Linked DNA regions of Homo sapiens: region 2 is linked to region 1. A link is a loop called in an ENCODE intact Hi-C map of the cell type or tissue named here. Cell type or tissue: A673. All regions are shown on one strand. Each heading gives the region's core, and the rest is flanking DNA. Links, peaks and the distances in the headings are about the cores only.

The links. A loop is a pair of places that touch in the nucleus more often than their neighbours do. Peaks named below come from ENCODE experiments on the same cell type or tissue, not always from the same donor. Only the 100,000 strongest peaks of a DNase experiment are listed, where the experiment ranks them.
Region 2: a loop joins it to region 1, with 2.3 times the contacts of the local background. A loop is called at or near these places in 2 of 110 quality-filtered maps.

The regions. Positions count from the first base shown.
Region 1 is chr16:51,568,078-51,570,998 of GRCh38, forward strand. No RefSeq gene overlaps it. Among named protein-coding and RNA genes, the nearest start is that of HNRNPA1L3, 76 kb to the right of the region's middle. In A673, for the core only: no CTCF peak of the experiment used is centred there; a DNase peak (open chromatin) is centred at 1,704; H3K27ac peaks cover 1,769 bases.
Region 2 is chr16:51,636,301-51,639,221 of GRCh38, forward strand. No RefSeq gene overlaps it. Among named protein-coding and RNA genes, the nearest start is that of HNRNPA1L3, 8.0 kb to the right of the region's middle. RefSeq lists enhancers at 334-923, 924-1,513, 970-1,828 and a silencer at 638-932. In A673, for the core only: a CTCF peak has its summit at 1,414; DNase peaks (open chromatin) are centred at 871, 1,571 and 2,261; H3K4me3 peaks cover 630 bases; H3K27ac peaks cover 2,030 bases.

The DNA of each region.
Region 1 (2,921 bases), core at 288-2,787:
TAAAACGCAAACCAATCTATAGTTTCCAAAGGGCCTAGGGAGGCTGCCAAAATTAAAGTTGGCAGCAAACAGTTTACTAAATCTCTAAAGAAGAAAAAAAAAGGTTATATTACAAGTCCCATAAATATTCTAAGAGTGGTAGGTAAAGTGTGTTTAATACTGATGAACAAAGTTTTAGCATGTATTGGAAAAACAGTTTCTAATATAAAATTACCGACAACTGGAAGTTATCTGCAAAATTTTATACCTAAGTACTTGCAGATGTAATTTATTTTTCTGACAGCACCGCCTGTGTAATGAAAGTTGCTTTTAATAAAACATGAATGCAGTTAGGTTTTGCCAATTAGGTTCAGAGGAGTTGTAATCAGTCTGATTCAAGTTGATACGTAGCTCCTTAAATTCAGCACTGACCCATAGAATGGCTTCAGAATTTCTAAAGTGTTTGTGAAAGATGAACTCCCAAAGCTCCAACTGCCCAGGCAGAAGGGAGGTGGTCCTGGCCAACTCAGGACAGATGCATCCCAAAGGGACTACAGTGGTCGTGGCTATAGAAAGCCATGTGTACTGGGTTGGGTGTTAACACAAGATTACAACTGACATGAAAATAAGCCCATTCTCCATTTCATTTTATTCATGAAAACATGAGCAAACGTCTAATGCATGCAAACATCTAATAGCCATAGATCAATTATCATTTTTACACAATCAGCCAGAAGACAAACCCTGGTTCCTTCTATGTTAGCACACTTCTTGATGCTCGGTGAGATTTCAAGATCTATAAAGACATGTCCTGTCACCTTGAGCACCTTAATAACCTGTCATCAGAAGAAAAAATGCAACAAAATGAAGTTTTGGGGTCTAGAATGAGGTCATCAGTATTTTGAACTTTTCATTTGGGTCCCTGAAGTCTTATATTCAACAAATATTTGTTGTTTAAATATTTGCAAAACATAGAGGTCAAAAGATTTGAAGCATTAGTTGGACTCAGCCAGAGACCTGTTTCTAATAGTTGCTATGTTTTCATATTTAAAAACAGTAATAATAATTATTGCCCTGCCTAACTTATTGGAATGTTGGAATGACACAGTATAATGATTTTAAGGGAAAGTGCTTTGAAACTTTAAACGCACTATGCAAATGTCAGTTACTGGTAAGTACTGGGAATAAAATAGAGGGCTCCTGTCAGTCGGAAATCTTATAGGTTGGTTGAGAAGGATGGTTTTTTGCCTCTTGGGTTTCAAGTTCCCTGCTAGGTCACAGATTAAAGCATTTCATAGGCATGATCTCATACCAGTCCCACAAGGATGAAGAAATTGATGCCTGGGATAGTGCAGACACTCAGGTGAATGGTTGAGATAGACTCTGATACTGCATCTATTTTGCTCCAAAGCTCATCTGTTTCATCTGATGACTTCATTTGCTCCCTCATGAAGCCAATTAACAACAGAAGAACCTAGAAGTGTTCTGCATAAATGATGCAGACATAAATACCGTGGGGATATCAAGGCATTGCCTCCCCAGAGCTGTGGTTAAGTGCACACTTTGTCAGCTCTTCCTTCTCTGTTCCAGCCTGCACAGAGTTGGCAAGAAAAGTTAGTATTTTCTTGGTATCTGCAGCTGGTACTCCCCAGACAGGAACTGAAACACGCCTAATGGTGATTCATTCATTCTCAACTGAGTTTCTTCTTTCCTGTACCCCAGGGCACTTCCAGGTTCTGGCCCTGAAACGGAAGTCTATGTGTGAAAGAGACACACAGAGGCAGCTTCCCAGCTATTTTCATCTCAGCTGGCTTGCCAAAGCCCCATTTCAAACCTCTCTCCTCCCCCAAAGTCACTGGAATATCAATCACAGTAAAGGCGTGTTGCATTCCTTAATGGTAACTCCGACTCTTGGTTTGGCATTTAGATAATGTCCCTACTATCTGTCCCTTAAGCAGACAATAGGGACAAAAGATGGAGACGGGTTGGTTCCCTGCAAAATCAGAGACTATAGTGGTAAATACATTTTATTGTCTTTTAGCTTGTTTGGCTGAAGCATCTTGAACCCTCCTAGAGTTGGCACAAAGCATTTTTTCCAACTTGAAAAGCATTTTTTGTTAAGTTTATTTTTATAGGTTTGAAATCATACTTCTTGTTCAGTGGCTTTTGAGGGACAAGTATGAATAGCAGGAGACAATGGATTACAGAAATATTTAAATTGGCATGAACAGAATGTGAGCTGGAACTAGGATGAGGCGAGTTGGAAAATTATGATATTTTGTATATTGAGTTTCTTTGCATTAATTTTAATTTAAAAAATTATTGCATTAAAGTATTATTGATCTTGATTACTAGGTATTTTGGTACCTCTGTAAAATTTGCACCTTGGGCAAGTATCTTACTGGCCTCAACCTAGTTCCGTCCCTGCATAAGACACGTTTATTATGCTACCCATGGACCTGTGGACTTCAGAAGACATTTTGTGGCTCCCTTGAGTCAACTCAAACAGGGCCCTGTTGGAGCAGGATACTACCTCCCTCTTCTCCAAAAAACGACCCATGCTCTGCTTTCATAACAGAAAATTATTCTGCATGTCTGCTCTGGGGTATAGAGGAAGAAAGTATGCCATCTAGGCTCTGTGCACGAGCGCGTTCAAGCCGGCATTGCTCAAACTTTAGCACGGATATCAGTCACCAGGGACCTTGTTAAAAGTGTAGGTTCTGATTAAGCAAGTCTAGGATGAGGCTTCAGATTCTGCATTTCTAGCAAGTTCCCAGGTGATGCTGATGCTGCTGGTCCCTAGATTATATAGTCCCTGGTAAGCCAGCGACTATAGCAGTAAATATATTTTATTGTCATTTAGCTTGTTTGCCTGAAGCATTTTTAACCCTCCTGGAGTTGGAATGAAGCATTTTTTCTTACTTGAAAAGCATTTTCTGCTG
Region 2 (2,921 bases), core at 287-2,786, 68 kb after region 1:
TTTTTTTTTTTTTTTTTTTTTTTTTAAGGCAGAGTCTCGCTGTTGCCCAGGTTGGAGTGCAGTGGCGCGATCTCAGCTCACTGCAGGCTCCGCCCCCTGGGGTTCACGCCATTCTCCTGCCTCAGCCTCCCGAGTAGTAGCTGGGACTACAGGCGCCCGCCATCTCGCCCGGCTAATTTTTTGTATTTTTAGTAGAGACGGCGTTTCACCGTGTTAGCCAGCATGGTCTCGATCTCCTGACCTCGTGATCCGCCCGCCTCGGCCTCCCAAAGTGCTGGGATTACAGGCGTGAGCCACCGCGCCCAGCCAGGACTAGGAAATTCTTATGGTGTTCATGGGCGGGGTGATGCCAGGGAAGAGAAGAGTAAGTGGGAAATGGGATGGAGTTGCTTCAAGGAGATGCGACCACATTCCTTTGACTCCACCTAAGCGAAGCAGATCAACCCCATTCATATAAAATCCTGAACCTGAAACTCTGAGTAGTTGGAGTGCTGGTGGAGTGGGAGCAGACTGAAGACTGCCTTTCAGGACACCACCTTATTCTCTACACTGGTTTGCCACTCACGACCCTTTGACAGGGAGGCATTACCTTGTTAGAGGAAGACAGATGCAAGGAGACTCTCCCGGACTGTTGGCCGCTGACCCTTGGCATGACAGTAACCAGAATGCTTTCCCACTTCCTGCCTTCAACTGTTCTTGCTATGCCACCCCACCCTCTGCCGCAGGACACTCACTCATCACCACCGGGAGCTGCCGATGGATTGCTCCATGCCCTCCAGCACTGGGTACTCATTCTTTGTCACACACTGCTTCCTGGACTTGCCCTATAAAGCAAGATAATGCTCCTGCGGAGAGGAGAAAGAGCTCAAAGTGATTGTTGTAAGGGAATGCAGAGGAAGCCTCCTATTGACTCCTCCATTCTCATGTTTATGGACCACCTTCCGGTCTCACATACGGCCATTTCTTTCCATTGAGGACAGAGACACTGGGAAAACACTCCTGGAGAAACTGCAGAGTAGGGGCACATCTCATAAAAATCTACCTTGTGTCCAGGATGAGACTGTATTTCCTCCACGCGCCTCAACCTAATTTCCTGTGGATTTCAGATCATCTTTTATTTCCAATTATGCTGCTGTTCACATTATCGATTTGGAGGATACAAATGTTGAATGACAAGAGAGGGAGAAGAAGGAGGGGGGAGGAGAATTCCATTTTGCCTGAAGGATAAGATACTCGAAATGCCACCCGCACAGCCTCTCTGAAGCGTTCATCAACGTGGCAGAGGCTGGCTCAATTATCTTTGTGTCAGATGATTATCTGAGAGCTTAATTTAATCTCCATTATCCTCCCCCGTCATATTTCAATTAAATCTGCTATCAGAGTGTTAACACATCTTTGAACCTGCTATTTCTTCAGTTAATTTTCCACTAAGAGGTGCTGGAGAGTAACAGATGTCATAATTATGCAATTATTAAGTGTATTTGACACTCGTTCTCTCAGGATTTTGTGGTTAGGGTAGGAGGGTTGGAAAATTAATCTGATGACAATATGCTTCCGTTGTGATCCGTAACACCACTGCAGGCTGGGGGACTGTCCTCCCGCTGTTTCCGAGGCTGCCGCCAAGGAAGATAAAGGATTAACTGATTGTGCGTCAGATTCGTTTCACTTTTGTATGTCTGGTAAATTGGATGAGTTCATTAGGCTGAGCAGAACACCAGAGGCATTTTTTTAAAAAATAAAAAAAAACCTTCTTCAAGACCTCAAGAAGTACAACAAGTACATCTCAGGGAATATGGTAAAGTTATCAACTATAGAGTTAAGGGCAGTTAATCTTGACTTTAAAATCTTGGGTTTTAGTTGGGAAATGAATGCCAAAGAATTGCATGACCTTGGTTAAGTCACATCCTCTCTCTGAGCTTTGGATCTATGAGGAATGAGCAGGCTTGATTCCATAGTCTACTACCTCTCCCAGCTCTACCACCCCCTGGAAATTGTTACAAGCTGTCTATTCCCTCTCCTCCCTCAATATAATCTATACCTATAGCTATTTAAATCCTCAAATTTGTTAAATTCGAAGCCTGAAAAGATGTCTCTATCTTTTGGTCTATAGTACATATTCATTAAGACCAAAAGCTCATCAGGTCTTCAAAGCCTGGTTTTGACATTTACTAGCTGTGTGACCTTAGACAAATTGCTTACCCCCTCTGAGCTTCAGTTTCCTCCTCTATAAAATGACAGTTATGATGAAATCTATTTCCTAGGATTGTTGAGATGATGAGCTAAAATTGTATTAGTCATAGTCCATTTCTATGTGTCTGTCTGGCTCATGTTCACAAAAGGAGTTGGAAATATATAAGGGAAGTTGAAGTGAGGAATGGATATGCAGACTGCATGATTGTAGATATCCTTGGAAATTTCTTTCTGACATCACATAAGGGCTTCCATAGTACTAAAGAACATGGTTGTGTCCTTGCAGGCTTGAGAGGTCATGCGGATGACAGCTTTGTCCTTAAGCACAGAGGGAGGGGACCTTCTCATGCATACTACCTGCTGCTGGGACAGTGGGGCTAGGAACCCAGTTCTCCCTTCTCCTGGTCCAGGGACTTTTCCTCACTGTACTTGGCCTCTTAATCCATGTGAATCAGTTTACGTGAACTCTGAGTCACCAGTCTGCCAAATCATTCTCAGACCTTTTTCTGCTCTTCATCAAACCTAGAAATTTTCTACCCTATTACTCTTCCAGTGCTACCCATGTGGGGTGAAAGGTAGATAATAGCCACCTACAAGCCAATGGACATGCCTATAGGCATTGCCTGGAACTCTTCTTTTAAGGGAAATATTATTTGGAAGCCAAATAGATAAAAATAGGTCAAAATAAAAATGCTCTGATGAAATCAGGATTATGATATTGGTAGCTCAGT